Regions from separate parts of the Homo sapiens genome. Here region 1 is linked to region 2. Evidence: read pairs that join two places in POLR2A ChIA-PET (ENCODE). Cell type or tissue: Panc1. All regions are shown on one strand. Each heading gives the region's core, and the rest is flanking DNA. Links, peaks and the distances in the headings are about the cores only.

Region 1 (8,327 bases), core at 122-8,121, 230 kb after region 2:
CTGCTTTATCAGCCCTGGTATGTACATCAGATTGGCTAAGGGTGCAAAACTGGAATGCTATTAAATTCCAGAGGCTCTGGTCGCTTGAAAAGATGAGCTGAAAATAAGATAAAATTTCACAGGGTTAAAGGCAGGCTTTGCACTCTGGTTTAAGTATAGAGTCGTCCATTCATGAGAGTATAGGTTTGGGAGACAATAGCATTGAAGAGGCTTGAGCGCACACTCAGAACCAGTGGCTCTTTCTTAGTCTGTCCATGCTGGCTATACTGCAGCCCCCCTCAACTGGAATCAGATGTGGCCCAACCATGAATACTTTGGACAAAGCTCCCCCAAGTCAGGCATGCCCTCTTGTTAGGGAAGGTGGATTCCTGACCTGAGTCCATCTGGAGGTCCAGGCAGGAATTAGAACCACTTCAGAAAAGCTCTGCACAGATTTAATTGCACGAGTACCTGCGTCTCAGAGCTGCAGACTGAGTGTGTTGTGCAATTGTTGGGCGGCTTTTCCCTTGGCCACAGTAGATTCGCAATTAAGAAAAACAAATGCAGCTCTCAGTCAGAAGTGTGCAAGGTTTGCTTGGTCTGGAGACAGCAGCTTCTGTGCTCTGGGGTAGTGAGGAAGTGTGTGGGCAGGTTGGCAAATAAGCCACATGTATGTCCCCTGGGCTCAGCCCCCATCTTAGTGGGCACACCAGGGCCCACGAGATCTGGGGACTATTTATGTAGGGTCTGCTGGGGCAGGGGTGTGGGTGGGTGTGCGCTGCTTGTGTTGTTGAATTGGGATTTTTCCAGCCAGACCAGTCTGCTGGGACAAGCCTTCTGGCTCTGGGCCAAAGGCCTCCCCAGCTGTGATCCATTCAGGCCTAGAAAGCTGGGGGTGCTGACTGCCATCACCCACTGGCCTCCATGGTGTGTCCACAGAGGGCCACCTTCCTGCAGGGCTGAGCTACTTCTGTCTGGGTGTAGCTTCTTGTAAAGTCCCTAGCAGGGTTGCTCCCTACAACCCACCCCTCCCCATTTTCTCTTTCTCTCTGCATGACTATTATTCACTCTTCAAGTCTCTGTTTAGATGTCACCTCCTCTGGGAAGCCTTCCCAGATTCCAGGTGGGGCTGGAGGCCCTTCTGCGGACTCCCCTGGCATCCTGCACTCACTCACCTATGGCACATATCATTGGCCGCAAAATCTCCTGGGCACTTATCACACTGCGGGTTCCTTGAAAACAGGAATCATTCTTGTTCTCTGCTGCATCTTAGGATGGTGACTGGCACATAGTAGGAGTCCAATTAAGAATGTTTTGAATAAGCGAAAGAGTGCCTAAATGAGACTTCTATTCCAGCTTGAAGACCAGCCCACCACCCTGATAAGAAAGTTCAAGTGTGGGAACCGCTGGGGATCTTGATGGCCTGGGACCTCTGGATCAGTGCTTGTGCAGGACAGAGGCAGCCCCGGAGTTCTCATGGGGGCTGGTGAGCAGAGTGGGGCCCCAGGATGCCTGATGGCCCGGTCTGAGGTGTGCAGGTGCCCCTGAGGTGGGCACCACCCAGGAGATGCATGTATCTGTGAAATACCAGATAGGCCCTTAGTCTAAGCAAGGAGGCATCTAAGCTCCTTAAAGATTCCACAAGGATGTTACGTTGTGCTTTGAACAACAGAGACGTGGCTCTGCTGAGCCCCAGCCAAAGCTCTGCACAGGGACCTTGACTCTCCCTTCCCGCTGTGTGGCTCCAGCAAGTTTCCTCCCACCTCAGGTCTGGGTTTCCAGGCATTAAGTGACAAAGTGGATGCGACGCTCCTTCTGGACTGTAATGCGCACTGCGTGGAGATGTTCGTGTTCCAGTGTAGACAGGGCGTTGTCACATCAGGCAGGACTACAGGGACAATGTTTGTCAGCCTGTCTTCTGGGCAACTTGGGGTATCCTCCCTTTATATCACCTCCTGCCCAGGTGCTCTGCGCCGCCAGAGCATCATGTCATTTGGGATCCCTGATGGCAATTTTGAGACTTTGGTTCACAGTAAAGATTGGTCCTGTGTGATCTTAAAGTAATGTGGCTTAAAAACAAATGGCTGTCAGGGAATTGTAAATCAAAGCAAACACCGATGAGAATGGCCCAAATCCAGGACACTCAGCACCAAATGCGAGGGAGGATGTGAAGCCACAGGAAGCCTCACTCACTGCTGGTGGGAACGCAAAACAGTACAGCCACCTTGGAAGACAGTTTGACAAATCCTTAGAAAGCTAAACACACTTTTACCCTGTGATCCAACAATCATGCTCCTTGATATTTACCCAGAGGAGTTAAAAAAACTTATGTCCACACAAAAACCTGCACATGGGTGTTCATAGCGACTTTATTCACGATTATTCATAACAGCTGGAACTTGGAGGCAGCGAAGGTGTCCTTCAGCAGGTGAATGGATAAATTAGCTGTGGTGCATCCAGACAATGGAATATTATTCCACAGCACTAAGAAGAAATGAGCTAGCAAGCCATGAAAAGACATGGGGGAACTCATCTGCATATGAGTAGGTGAGAGAAGCCAATCTGAAAAGGCTATGCCTATGGAGGATTGCAACTCTATGATATCCTAGGAAAGGCAAAGCGATGGAGATAATAAACAGATCAGTGGTTCCTACGGGTTAGGAGGGAGGGAGGGATGAGCAGGCAGAGCACAGGGCATTTTTAAGGCAGTGAAACTGCTCTGTGTGATACTGTAGTGGGGGAGCCATGTCATTGCACAGTTGTCAAAACCCATAGAATATACAGCACCAGCAGTGAGTCCTAATGTAACCTACGGACTTGGGTGATAATGACGTGTGAAGAGACAAGGCGGGTTCATCCGTTGTAACAAACAGCCACCCTGGTAGTAGGGAGGGCAGGAGGTATGTAGAGAACTCTGTGCTTTCCACGCGATTTTGCTGTGAACTAAACAGCTCTAAAAAATAAAGTTCATTAATTAAAAAAAAAAAAAAAAAAAAGGGAAATGACCACATGCAAAGCACTGCGTGGAGGGCCACGCATCCCAAGCAAGTCAGCTAGAGTAGAGGCAGGAACCAAACAGCTCTATGAGGTTCTGGATGAGAAGCCGCATGCACCACCCCCTCCCTGCTCCCGTGTGGGACCCAGTGAAGACCTCCTGTGCCCGGCTGCAGCTGCTGAGTGTGGGAGTGTGCTCTCCACAGCAAACCAGCCGTGAAGGCTGCACACCTTCCTGTTTCTGCCCAGCCACACCACAGGGCACTCAGCCCTTTTCCTGAGCACTTGAAGCTGCGTTTCCTCGAGCTCCTTCCTGTTTAAGAACAGGAGGGGAGTGGCGGCTCGCTTGTGCACCACTCTCCAGGGCAGTGGTGTGCGGGACACCCTGCAGCACCTTTGACTCCTCCTCTGGGAATGAGGCGTGGTTTAATCTGCAACCCCTTACCATTAGAGTCTGCAACTAGTCAAAAGGTGAATCTGGCTGGGCGCGGCGGCTCATGCCTGTCATCCCAGCACTTTGGGAAGCTGAGGCAGGAGGACTGCTTGAGCCCAGGAGTCCTGACCAGCCTGGGCAACATAGTAAGACCTCCTCTCTACAAAAGTAAACAAAACTAGCCTGGCGTGGTGTCATGTGCCTGTGGTCCCAGCTACTCAGGAGGCTGAGGTAGGAGGATCACTTGAGCCCAAGAGGTTGAGGCTGCAGTGAGCCAAGATCGCGCCACTGTGCTCCAGCCTGGGTGACAGAGTGAGACCCACCCCCCTTTTTTTTCAGACCGCATCTTGCTCTGTTGCCCAGGCTGGAGTGCAGTGGCACGATCTCGGCTCACTGCAACCTCCACCTCCCAAGTTTAAGCAATTCTTTTGCCTCAGCCTGCCAAGTAGCTGCGATTACAGGCACCTGCCACCACACCCAGCTAATTTTTGTATTTTTAGTAGAGACTGGGTTTCACTATGTTGGCCAGGCTGGTCTCAAACTCCTGGCCTCAAGTGATCTGCCCACTTCAGCCTGCCAAAGTGCTGGGATTACAAGTGTGAGCCACCCAGCCCTGAGTGAGACCCTTTCTCAAAAAAAAAAGAAAAGAAAAGAAAAAAAAGGTAAATCTAAGAGGTGACCAGTAGGGGAATATATTTGTCGAGTCTCCTCACCTCAGCACTGTTGCCATTTGGAGAAGCATAATTCTTTGGTGTGTGCGGGGAAGGGGGGGCTGTCCTGTGCATTGTGGGGTATTGAGCAGTATCCTTGGCCCTACCCATAAGATGCTGGTAGGCATGTCCCCTCAACTCCCCAGTTGTAATAACCAAAAATATCTCCAGACATTGCCAAATGTACCCGGGAAAATCACTCAGGTTGAAGTCACTAAATTATATGTGTGTACATATAATTACACATGCATATACATCGCGTACACACACACACCCACACACACACACACCTTTTGCTGGTGGCTCTGGATTGGTAAGCTGGCTCCATGGCAAGAATCAGCATCCTAATACTTGCCCCACCCTTTAAAATAAACTTCCCAATCCTAGGCAGACAAAAGAACAACCCCAGACCTCCTCCCTCAGGGTGGGGACAAGGTGAGGGAGGTGGCGGCCCGGCAGGAAGGTCATTTCTTTCTTCAGTCACATCAGATGAGCTGCTTCCCCTCACTAGGAGTGGATGGGGCTGCCAGTGGTGTTCTTGCAAAATACCCCTTGTGGGAGGAGAGGGGTGGAGGGAGAGAACACCCTCCACACATCCCCGTGGGATGTCTGGAGGGAAGGGTTTTGGGCACCCACCCTGGGGAGAGAGGAGAGCCCAGGTTACCATCTGTGGTGTCCCCTCGCTCACACTCACTACTGCCCTCCACAAACTGCCATGCTTGCTTGGTGCACGGTGCTGTGCTGGGCACTGGGGCAAGGCCCCCTCCCCCATGGGGCTACAGATGCTAATCTGCAAATCCCAGAAAAGTGGAATCTCGGTGGCAGAGTGGATGAAGGGGAGGTGCTCAGTGCTATGAAAGCCAGCAGCTGGGAGTTTCAGGGGCTTCCCTAGGGAGGGACCCTGAGCTGGGGTCTGAAGGAAGAGCAGTTCACTGGGGAGTTAGGGAGTGTTCTAGGCAGAGTAAACAGTGCAGTGGCAGCCGGGGCTGGCACTTTTAAAGAAAGCCTCAAGACTTCTCTTTCTGATTGTGAAGTGAGCTGAGCAGACTGAAATCAAAGATGTGAAAATAAAGATAGAGGCGACAGGCTGGGTGCGGTGGCTCATGCCTGTAATCCCAACGCTTTGGGAGGCCGAGGTGGGTGGATCACAAGGTCAAGAGATGGAGACCATCCTGGCCAACATGGTGAAACCCCGTCTCTACTAAAAATACAAAAATTAGCTGGGCATGGTGGCACACGCCTGTAATCCCAGCTACTTGGGAGGTTGAGGCAGGAGAATCACTTGAACCCGGGAGGTGAAGGTTGCAGTGAGCCAGCCTGGCGATAGAGCAAGACTCCGTCTCAAAAAAAAAAAAAAAGATAGAGGTGACAGGAAGACCCCACCATGAGTGGCCTCCACTGAGTGCGCATGTGAGTGAGCAGCTGTGCGGTGGTCCTTGCCATCTTCCCATCAGCCCCTCCCAGCCCCTGGGCCTGGAGAGGCTGAGAATCTGACCTAAGGCTGCCCAGTGGCGTGAGGCTGGCCTGCCGAGCTTACGTCCCTGGGGGACTCCAGGACCCCAGTGCTTCCTACTGGTGGCTTCAGCTCCCGGTCACTTGTCGGGAATGCAGGGCTGAACCCCTGGAGGTTGTGTGGGACAGGGCCCAGGAATCTGCATTCTAGCAAGCACCTGCTCCAGGCTTGCTTCCCTGGCAGGGAGGCTTGGTGATCCAAGTTCCTTGGGTGCAGACACTTGCTGCTTCTCTCGGAGGCCGGGCTGGGCTGTGATTTTTTCATCCAATGTGCTGGGCTGATTTCACTTGCGGATGCAGAATGAGAAGCTGTAGAGGAGATCACGGCAAGCTGTCTGCATGGACGATGGCAGAATCCGGTGTCTGCTTGGCCGCGTGGTGTCACTAATAGGATTTGCCGAGCCTTTTGGATGTTTGTGGCGCGACGGCTGCTGTGGGAACCCAGAGGCTGCTCATTTGCAGGGAATGAATAATTTATTTCTGTTTTCAGATGACTTATTCCTTCATCTGCAGCCGAGCCCCCACATGTTCTGTAGGCTCCTGATTAAGTGATTTCAGCAGGAGAATTTGGCTTAATCCCCCACTGCCCTGGACGCCTGGTTCCAGGCTGCTGATTTGTCGGCCTCGTGTCGGGGGGTGTCCGGAGCCTCTCCTCTCTGGGGGCTTTTCTTCCTGCTCTGCCTGTTTGGGAAGCCTCTGGCCACTGAGCATGTGCTGGCCTTGGGTTTTACGGCTGTCTGGCAATTAGAATATTAATGTCGATAACACAGCAGGACTTGCGTGTGACAAGCTGAGCCACATAACGTCACAGTCGCTCTTGAACATCTCGGACTTTCACATGGGCCAGCCACACCCCAGCCTAGGTTGCTCCCTCACCTCCTCAGGGCCTCCCTGATGTCGGTTTAGACATGTGCCTTCCATCTTGCCTGGGCCACCATGTTGATCCTCTGGGTCCATTGCTCAAGAGCCCACCATGGCTCCCTGTTGCCAAATGCAGCCTGAATTCAGTATTCAAAGCCCTCCGTGAATGGGCTTGGTCCTTCCTCCCTGGCCTCTCTTGCGTGGCTCCATGCTCTGAGCTGCCTACTCGCTGACTCATTCATTTAATGTTTATTCTTTGGTTGTTGTTTCAGCACTGAGTGGGTCTGTGGAATCATTTACATGTTTATTGAGAGTCCCCCTGGCTGCAGATGCTGGGCAGGGGCTTTGATGTGGGGAGAAAGACCCCCCCCCAGGTTACAGGTAAGCCCTCCCAAGTGGCCCAGGGCCCTGGGAGGGGGTGAGGTTGTGTGAGATGGCAGTGTGGGAGAGTCTCAAATTTTTGGCATCTTTAATCTGCCCACTGGGTGAGATTGAGGACTCAGGTGGGTGTCAGGGGCTTTGAATGCCAAACCACAAAGGTCTGCAGGCTGGGGGAGCTGCAGGAGGTTGTCATCAGTGGCAGGGGCCTTGGAGCTTGGTGGAGGAGACCACGCTTCAGATGGCCAGCTGGAGCACCCCCCACCAGCCCCGCTGCCTGGACCCCTTCCACCTCTCCATGGACCCACCTCAGGCCCTACCCACCCTCTGCACCGCCTTGCACGGCATTGCTTAATTTCACTGCAATGGCTCACTGGGGCTGCTTTCCTCCCTCTCTTATTGCTCTCTGGGTGAGAGTTGGTCTCTGGCCTCCACATGAGGCAGGGACAGTGCCCAGGGAGTGGCCAGTGGGAGAAGCGGGGCTTGCAGGCCAGGTGGGCCCAAGTGTGATTCCTGGTGCAGTGCTGGTGGCTGTGTCGCCCGGGGCAAGTGGCTCAGAGCCTGTTTCTCATCTGCAGATGGGGGGATGGTCTGTACCTGTCCAGCACCCATGAGGAGCAGGTGGAACAGGATGTGGCAGTCAAGGGCTCCTGAGGGGACCCGTAAGTGCCACATTCAGCCTTCTGTGTTAAGGACCATGAGTCCAAAGAGTAGTCGCGTGTGAATCCACCTCCTTGTGCCAGCCTCACGGCCTCCTCAGGAAGGGCATGGAGGAGCAGTGGGATGCCCACGGTACCGTGGAGGAAGCAGTCCTGGAGGAAGGGTGACTGGCCGAGGGCCATGCGGTGACGCACTGGGGACTGGCTCTAGCTGCTGTGGGGCACGTCCACGTGGAGAAGCGCTTGGTGTATTCCCCCACCCTCTCACCCCCACAGCGTTCCTGGTGCTCTGGGTGCCTGCTGTTTCTGAGCCATCTAGGTGGGCACAGGGACAACCTCACCAGGGACAGTGTGGCCCCATGCTGGTAAGCAGGCGATACTGACCCTGGTTCCAAACTGCATTCCTGTTGGTCCTTTGTCTTGCTCTTCCGGTATCATTACGAACACAACTTTAGAAAGTTTAACAGTGGTACTCAGAGAGGCTTGTGGCCCCAACTCATGTGACAGTGACCAACAGGTGAAAGGTGACTTGTGGTCTGAACACCTGCAAGGGACACTTATTCCGATGCCTGAATCTTTGCATCTCTGCCCAGCAGATGACAGCACCTGGAGTGTTAGCTGGTCATACCTGGACCTGCGAGTGTAGGTAAGACCCTTCTTCTCAGGGCCTGTTTGCTCAACTGCACGATGGAAGGGTTGGGCAAGATGGATCTTTCCTTTCTTTTCTTTTCTTTTCTCCTTTGCAGTTGAACATTTTTCTTGCCACTGAAATCACAGGTGGAGGTCTGTGTGTTCGGCAGG
Region 2 (8,327 bases), core at 7-8,006:
AAAAATCAGCTGAGTGTGTGCTGGCGCGCACCTGTAGTCCCAGCTACTCGGGAGGCTGAGGAAGGAGAATCACTTGAATCTAGGAGGCGGAGGTTGCAGTGAGCCAAGATCATGCCACTGCACTCCAGCCTGGGTGACAGAGTGAGGCCCTGTCTCCAAAAAAAGATCTTTTTTGACTCTGCGATACAAAGATGTTTTCTTCTAGGTACTTCATAGTTTTTACATTTAGGTCTCTGCTGCCTTGTTAGTTAATTTTTGTGTATGGTATGAGGTTGGAGATTGGGGTTTATTTTTCTGTTCTCTTTGAGCCGGTTTCTGGGAGGAGAGAGAGGACCCACCAGCTCCTCTGCTGTGTCAAGCTATTATACAAGGCCCCATATAGGCCGAGGTTTCTGTTTTTTTCTTCTCTAGGAAAAAAAGAGGAAAAGCCATCAGCAATACCAAGGGAAACAGTAAGCTAAGATTGGCATAGTTCTCAGCAAGCCTCACAGCGATTCTCTGCTCCCTCCCTCACCCCTTGCCTACCTTTAATCCAAAAATGATTTTACCAGAATGTCCAACAAATAAGACAAGACCCAAAAGCACTGAGAACTTTTTCTTGCTGCCAAGTATAAAACACAGACCAGTATAGTGGCTTAAAAAAGCAAATTCCCAGGAAAATTTATAGAGATGGAAAATAGGACAGTAGAATAGCAGGGACTGGGGAGGGGAGAAGGGAGAGGTGCTGTTGAACAGGTAGAGTTTCTGTTTGGGCTGATGGAAAAGTTCTGGAAAAGAAATTGTTGATGGTTGCACAAGATTGTGAATATTCATAATACCATTGAATGGCACAGTTAAAAATGATTAAAATGGTACATTGGGTTACCTATGTTTTACCACAATTAAAGAGTATTTTTAAAAAAGCATATTCCCTCTGGGGTTAGTTAGCTGTAGTCAACACCTAAGTTCCCCAGTGATGAACTGAAGTATGGACCATCAGCATAAATGTGAATTAAAATTAAATATTGCCAGGCAGGCTGGGCGTGGTGGCTCACGCCTGTAATCCCAGCACTTTGGGAGGCCTAGGCGGGCAGATCGCTTGAGGTCAGGGGTTCTAGACCAGCCTGGCCAACATAGCGAGACCTCGCCTCTACTAAAATAAATACAAAAATTAGCTGGGTGTGGTGGCACACACCTGTAGTCCCAGCTACTTGGGAGGCTGAGGCAGGAGAATTGCTTGAACCTGGTGGGTGGTTGGGTGGGGGGTGGGCGCACAGAGGTTGCAGTGAGTCAAGATGGCATCATTGCACTCCAGCCTGGGTGACAGAGCGAGACTCCATCTCAAAAAAAAAAAAAAAAAATTATCAGGCAGTATGAGGTTGCATGGTCAATATCCTAACAGTCACAAAGCAAGCAAGTGATCTTGAGGGGGAAAGGGAGGAGGTGGGAAGAAAGGAGGAGGACCAAGTTCCGCTGAGTGGCTAATAAATATTATTTTGGTTAAGTCCCTGTCTCCACAGAGTAAGTCCTGATTCTTTTTTTTTTTTTTTTTTTTTGAGACTGTGTTTCACTCTTGTTGCCCAGGCTGGAGTGCAGTGGCGCGATCTCGGCTCACTGCAACCTCTGCCTCCCGGGTTCAAGTGATTCTCCTGCCTCAGCCTTCCCAAGTAGCTGGGATTACAGGCATGCGCCACCATGCCTGGCTAATTTTGTATTTTTAGTAGAGACGTGGTTTCTCCATGTTGGCCAGGCTGGTCTTGAACTCCCGACCTCAGGTGATCCGCCTGCCTCGGCCTCCCAAAGTGCTGGGATTACAGGCATGAGCCACTGTGCCCGGGCTGTAAGTTCCTGATTCTTAAGCCTAACATAGTTAAATTGCTCTGTAAAAAAAAAAACAGTGGCTTTATATTCAAGACCATGTTGCTTCCAACTGAATTGGCCACTGACACTGGGATACTGAGCAGTGAACAGACCACAAGGAAGACATCACTCTCGGATCCTGTTTGAAACCAACAGCTACAGCAAAACACTAGTCTTGATTCAGGGCCTAATGGGGTTTCTTTAATTAGCAAGTTTACATTCATGGAGTCTTGTGAAAATGGTTAGATAAATTGCAGAGAAATAAATAAGTATTTTGTACATCTGAGTATTATTGTTAATTTCCACCTGGCTACATGAGGCTCCCTCCTCTGGGTTTTCTCTCTATGCCCTTTTGCTGTGGACAGAAGGTACCTTGCTCATTCATCCATCCAGCCGGTGAGCCAGGGGGCAGCCCGGAGGGAGGAGTGGAGGGGATGTGGGCCTGGAATTAGACTGAGCTTGGTGTGTCCCCAGCTCAGGCCGCACTGCCAGGCCCTGGTTTCGTTACTATGAAATGAGGGGTGGGGTGGGTATCTGGTCTCCCACTCCCCATTACTGAGGGGTTCCCGGGCTCTCCTCCACCCTCTGATTCCTCCCCCTCTTCTGTTCCAGTCCAGAATGCCTCCTTTCTGCCTAAACGCCTCTGATCTTCATTTGATCATCAGCAGCTGCAGACCCATGAGCCACTGGGCCTGACCTGGGAGACACTGGCCCTCCACTTCCAGTGCTCTCCAGCTGGATTTCCTCCAGAACAGTGGCAAAGAGTTCGCCCAGAGCTGCGTCCCCTCCCTGGGAAGCAGCGCTGAGTCAGGGTTACCTGGCTCCACTGTGCCCCTAGCGAGGTGAAAGTTCGCACAATGACATGGGCTCTCTGTTGAGGATAAGGAGGCTACAGCCCAAGGAGCTTGTGCACCGCAGGCAGAGCCACTCAGGTCATCTTCCAGAGCGGGATGTCTGACTCCAGAGCCCGCCAGCCCACACTGCTCTCCTGAGGACTGGGTTTCTCTGGCCTGAGTCTGCCTGAGTCTACAGGAAGAACCCTGCTGGCACCCCAGTAAGCCCCTCTAGACCTTGGAGCTCTAACTGCTCTCAGAGCTCACTTTTCAGTTAGCCTGTAAGGCAGGGGTGTCCAATCTTTTGGCTTCCCTTGGCCACATTGGAAGGAGAATTGGCTTGTGTCACACATAAAATACACTAACACTAACGATAGCTGATGAGCTAAAAACAATTAAAAATCACAAACTCATAATGTTTTAAGAAAGTTTATAAATTTGTGTTGGGCCACATTCAAAGCCGTTCTGGGCTACGGGTTGGACAAGCTTGCTATAATGGATCAGAGATATGTACAGTCTTAAAGAAGAAACAGCTCCCAGGCCTGTAAGACCTATCAGGGCACTCACTGAATGCTGTGAGCAGGGGAAGGGGCAGTCCTGGGCAGTGGGGTCCTCTCTGGGGGTCCAGCTGTGTCTCCAGTCGTCTGGGGAGCTGGGAACAGCACACCAGGGTTCTTGCCTCCTGGGAAAGTTCTCACAGAAAGAGAGAACAGAGGTGCAAAAGCTAGGCCATGTTCATTATTCTTTCATTCCCTACTTATTGAGCTTTGACAATGTGTGAGGGACTGCTTGATTGATTGACTGATTGATTGGGACAGGGTCTCTGTCACCTAGGCTGGAGTGCAGTGGTGCAACCTCAGCTCCCTGTAACTTCCGCCTCCTGGGCTCAAGCCATCCTCCTACCTCAGCCTCCTGAGTAGCTGGGATTACAGGCCCACGCCACCACACCCGGCTACTTTTTGTATTTTTTGGTAGAGACAGGGTTTCGCTATGCTGCCAGGCTGGTCTTGAACAACCAGGCTCGAGTGATCCTTCTGCCTCCCCTTGGGCTCCCAAAGTGATGGGATTATAGGCTTCAGCCACAGTGCCCAGCCAGAGGAACGTTTCAGATGCTGGAATCAATGGTAGTGTGTTGGAGGAAGGGAGTTTCTGAGCTCAGCCCATTTCTTTTTTTTTTTTTTTTTTTTTTTGAGATGGAGTCTCGCTCTGTCGCCCAGGCCGGACTGCGGACTGCAGTGGCGCAATCTCGGCTCACTGCAAGCTCCGCTTCCCAGGTTCACGCCATTCTCCTGCCTCGGCCTCCCGAGTAGCTGGGACTACAGGCGCCCGCCACCGCGCCCGGCTAATTTTTTGTATTTTTAGTAGAGACGGGGTTTCACCATGTTGGCCAGACTGGTCTTGAACTCCTGACCTCAGGTGATCTGCCTGCCTCTGCTTCTCAAAGTGCTGGGATTACAGGAGTCAGCCACTGCAACTGGCCCTAATAGACATTTTTTTAAACTAAATTATTACACTACAGAAAAATGCACACATCATAAGAGCACAGCTCGATGCCTTTTCTCAAAGTGTATGCACTTGTGAAGTCAGCCTCCAGATGGAGAAAGAGAACATCATTAGCACCCAGGAAACCCCTCTTGGCTCCTCCCAGTCCTGACCACACTAAGGCGCCTCCATCTCCACTTCCATCCCCAGAGATGGCCGCTGCTCGGTGTGGTACTTTATGCAGACAGGATCAAGGATGGTACACTTTTTGGTGCCCTTTTTTGGCTTGACTCAACATTATGCTTGTGAGACTGTGTTGCAGGTAGCTGTAATCTTTTTTGTTGCTGTAGAGAGTATTCCATTGTTTGACTATACTACAGTTTGTTCATTCTACCCCTGATTGGCATTTGTGCATTTCATTTTTAAAATTATGAATAACTCTATTAGAGGCAACTAATGGCTCAGTTTTGCTCCTTGCTCTGCAAACCAACCCTGCCCATAGGAACTGAACTTGTAAAGGGGCAGGTGACGTATTTTAGTGAGAACCTTCCATGGCGTAACCTAGTAGAATGCCTAATGTTGGAACCTCGGGCATCACAGCTGGCCTATTTATTTTAAATAAATGAGTTCATGAATAAATGAAGGAATAAAGGAATGAATGAGAGGAGGGGTAAGTGACTAAATGAATGCATTTCTGGGAAGAGCATTATTGGGTACTCACCTGTGTCAAACACCTCTGGTCATCTTCATAAATGCTGCCATATGTAATCCTTGCCACAACCCTTTGAGATGGGATGGCTACCTTGATTTTACGGATGAAAAAAATAACAAGGCTCAGAGAATCCAGGTCATTTAACTCTTCTGAGCTCTCCATTTTCCCATGTACGAAATGGGTGTCAGTAGAGCTCCGCAGATTGTTGAGTGGGTGAGGGGGTGATACAAAGCGGTCAGCAGTTCTGGCACAGGAAAGCGCTCGCGAACTTCCTGCGCATCATTATTCTGGCTTGTGCTCATGTAGCCTGTAAGTGGCCTGGCCAGGATTTGAACCTACAGCCTTCCATCATCCCCCTGCACAACTCCTGCCACCCCATGCTGCCTGCCTCTGGGAGATTAGGTGAGCAAAGGGGTCTTGGCCATGTCTTTCCATCTGAGGCACTCAGTACAGAGGGTGAGGGGTCCCTGAGCCACCTCTGCTGCCTGCCCTAACTCCGGGCTGTGATGAAGCAGCTCTGTTGGATGAAGCAGCCCTGGCTCCGATGCTCTTCCTCCCCTCACCTTCCTTACCCAAAGGATGAGGTTGGAATACAATTGCAGTGTCTGTGCTCACTAATTTCATTTTCTGTGTCTGGAGTAATAGGGGCCCTCAAACTTATTATGCTTATTTGAATTTCAATAATAAGCAGCCAAGCGGGAGACTGGCATGGGGGCCGGGGCCGTGCTCTGAGGAAGGCCTGGCTGCCCCAGCTGGGGAACAGCTGGGTGCTTCCGAGGAGTGGCCTTCTCTCCCGGGAGCTCGGGGTTGGTCAGCTGGTCAGCTATGACCAGGCAGAAGCTGACACTGACCTGACCCAACCTGGGCAGGCCTAGGAGAGCTCGTCCCCAGACCTTCACCTTGGAGAACCAAGTAGTAGTGAGAACAGTGCCGCGGGGCTGGCCCAGATCATCGGTCCTTTGGACGTCTTCTTCCATAAATGAGTCATTTATATCACACTCTCTTGTCAAGAGGTGGAAGTCAGTTTCCAATGGGGACCAAATTGGCCCTAATTTTTGTTCACCTCTGGTACTGAGAGGTAAGGTGGGGGTGGGTGACATTTTCAAAGGGGCTGTATCCCTAAATGAGATAAGACCACTCCCTTGTGGGTGGAGACACCCTTAGCCCAAAGGCTTGAGTAGTTGAAGAGCTGTAAACAGTGGCTACCAGGTGCCCCAGGTACCCAGACGATGAGCAAAGCCCCAGAGGGATCCGAGGAGGTGACACCAGCATTTTCCCCTGACTGGTTCTCGCCCTCAGCCTGGGAATGTCGCTGAGTCTTTGGTTCTTCCAGAGACCTGTCTTTTGGCTGCCAGCCTTTGCATAGTGTCCACTCCTGTATCTAATTCTCAGGAGACTGAGGTCTGGCCTAGGCGGGTCTCTCCTCCGACTCAGTTCCATGCACTGAATTTGACCCCTGGGCCCAGATCAGACACAGGGTCTTTCCACGAGGCCCTCACAGAAGGTGGAGCTCTGAGCGGTGTTTTTCAAACAGGATTTTAATGGTGCAGCAAGAAAAGAAAGACTCCAGGATGACTGAGGTTTAGGCGTCACTGGGTTGAAACGGTTAAAGAGGCTTCCTTCCTGCAGGGCTGCTCAGAGCCTTTATTGGCCGCTGTATTGTGTGTTCACACACACAGAGATGGAGACTGGAGCTTTTCCCCAACACTCAGATCTTTGTTTCCCAGAAGCCTCTCCAGGGAGAAGAGCCCAGCGTTTCAGAAACGCTGGCTTGAAGGAGCCCTGGGAGCCTGCCCCCCAGTTTCTCTGTAGCCTCACGATTGTGCTTTCTGCTGGTGAGGGAGGTGGCTGGAGGTGGGAAGCGCCCAGGAGGCCCGGCTCTCCTTGAGGACACAGCTCTGCTCTTACCCTTTGTGCTTAGTGCATCCCCAGGGCCCTCGGGGGAAAGTCCAGCCCCCTCTCCCTGCCCCTCCAGGCCCTCTGTGATGAGTTTCTTCCCTGCTCTTGTGTGATTTCCTGTGTGCGCCTACATCCCAGGCAAACCAGGGGGTTCCTGCTCTTATGGGCTGCCGTCTTCTGCTCATGCTGGGCTCAGCCTAGATACCCTCCCCTACGCCTTGCACATAGTTCGGGTTTCACCTGAGCTGCACCCCTTTCCAGGAAGCCTTCCTGATTGTCCTGTGCTAGCTTTTCATTTCACTGCTCCCCAGCATTTTGTATCAAATCCAAATGCCTTCTGAGCTGACAGCATCTCACTCCCTGACAAGATGTGGGCCCCTGGGGAGCGGTGCCAAAGTCTGGTTAATCCCAGGGTCCCTGCTGCCTGCACGGAGTGGTGCTGAGTGGAGACTCCAGGAAACCCAAGAGCTTCACCTCGGGCTTGCCCATCGGGCCCTGCAGCTTTGAGCAAATCGACCGAAGGTGCCTACTGTGTGGAACCCAGCAAGGGGAGCCATGCAGACCAGGGAGAGGAGGCTGGCATGGGCAGGGGCTCCTCCCTAGAGGCTGCTTGGATTTAAGGCGGTTCCCTCATGCCCAGCTCCTCTCCTTCCTTCCCATATTCACCATAGAGGTTTGGGTCCCCTCTCCCCTCTGCCTCTGCCCCAGGACCACCCGTGCAGACCACCCCCGCCTGCCAGACCAGTCTCAGGGCATCTGATGGCTTCCCTGCCTGCTCCGCCCACATCTCAGGCCAAACCCCTGGACGTCAGGACACTGCACCATGCAGCCCACTGTATTTTCAGTCTTTCCTGGAGCCCTGCCCCCGCCAGGTGAGCTGGCTGCTTTCTTGGGAAGCCAGGACCTTCCTGGCCACCTCTGTCTGCCCTGTTGCCTGCGCCCCTGCAGTGCTCCCACCAGGCTTTCTGAAGCTGGCCTGGCCCTGAGACCCCCAGCCCTGCCTCTCTGTGGAATTGTTTCCTAGCTGGTCGCTCCGTCCTTCCGAGCCTCCCTCTTTGGGGCTGCAGAAAGCGTGGTCTGAGCTACACAGCACTGAGCTCCACCCTGTCCCAGGCTGGTAGTTCTTTTTTTGTTTTGTTTTTTGACACAGGGTCTCGCTCTGTGGCCCAGGCTGGAGTGTGCGTGATCTCAGCTCACTGCAACCTCCCAGACTCAAGCAATCCTCCCACCTCAGCCTCCCAAGTAGCTGGGACCACAGACATGCACCACCATGCCTGACTAAATGTTTGCATTTTTGGTAGAGACAGGGTTTCCTCGTGTTGCCCAGGCTGGTCTTGAACTCCTGAGCTCAAGTGATCCACTTGTCTCGACCTCTCAAAGTGCTGCAATTACAGGCATGAGCCACTGCGCCTGGCCTGGCGGTTCTTTATTAGCACAGGTCCAAGACTTTGACTTCCTTATTGCAGGGCAGATATGGATGTGTGTGTCATGACCTCCACCACCCGCGTGCACGAGGGGCACAGCCTCTTGCAGGTGTGTCACGTGGCAACCTGGACCAGGGA

Evidence for each region. ChIA-PET counts read pairs that join two places held together with the same protein. Peaks named below come from ENCODE experiments on the same cell type or tissue, not always from the same donor. Only the 100,000 strongest peaks of a DNase experiment are listed, where the experiment ranks them.
Region 1: POLR2A ChIA-PET joins it to region 2 with 11 read pairs; 6 of 35 experiments call an interaction of 5 or more read pairs at or near these places.

The regions. Positions count from the first base shown.
Region 1 is chr2:10,379,639-10,387,965 of GRCh38, forward strand. The region is part of intron 1 of HPCAL1 (hippocalcin like 1); the gene reads left to right. Among named protein-coding and RNA genes, the nearest start is that of SNORA80B, 63 kb to the right of the region's middle. RefSeq lists enhancers at 2,655-3,310, 3,311-3,964. In Panc1, for the core only: no CTCF peak of the experiment used is centred there; a DNase peak (open chromatin) is centred at 6,613; H3K4me3 peaks cover 1,104 bases; H3K27ac peaks cover 7,692 bases.
Region 2 is chr2:10,153,178-10,161,504 of GRCh38, forward strand. It overlaps LOC124906144 (small nucleolar RNA SNORA2/SNORA34 family), which reads right to left and starts at 2,029; the gene lies at 1,895-2,029. It also overlaps a transcript of RRM2 not described here. In Panc1, for the core only: no CTCF peak of the experiment used is centred there; no DNase peak of the experiment used is centred there.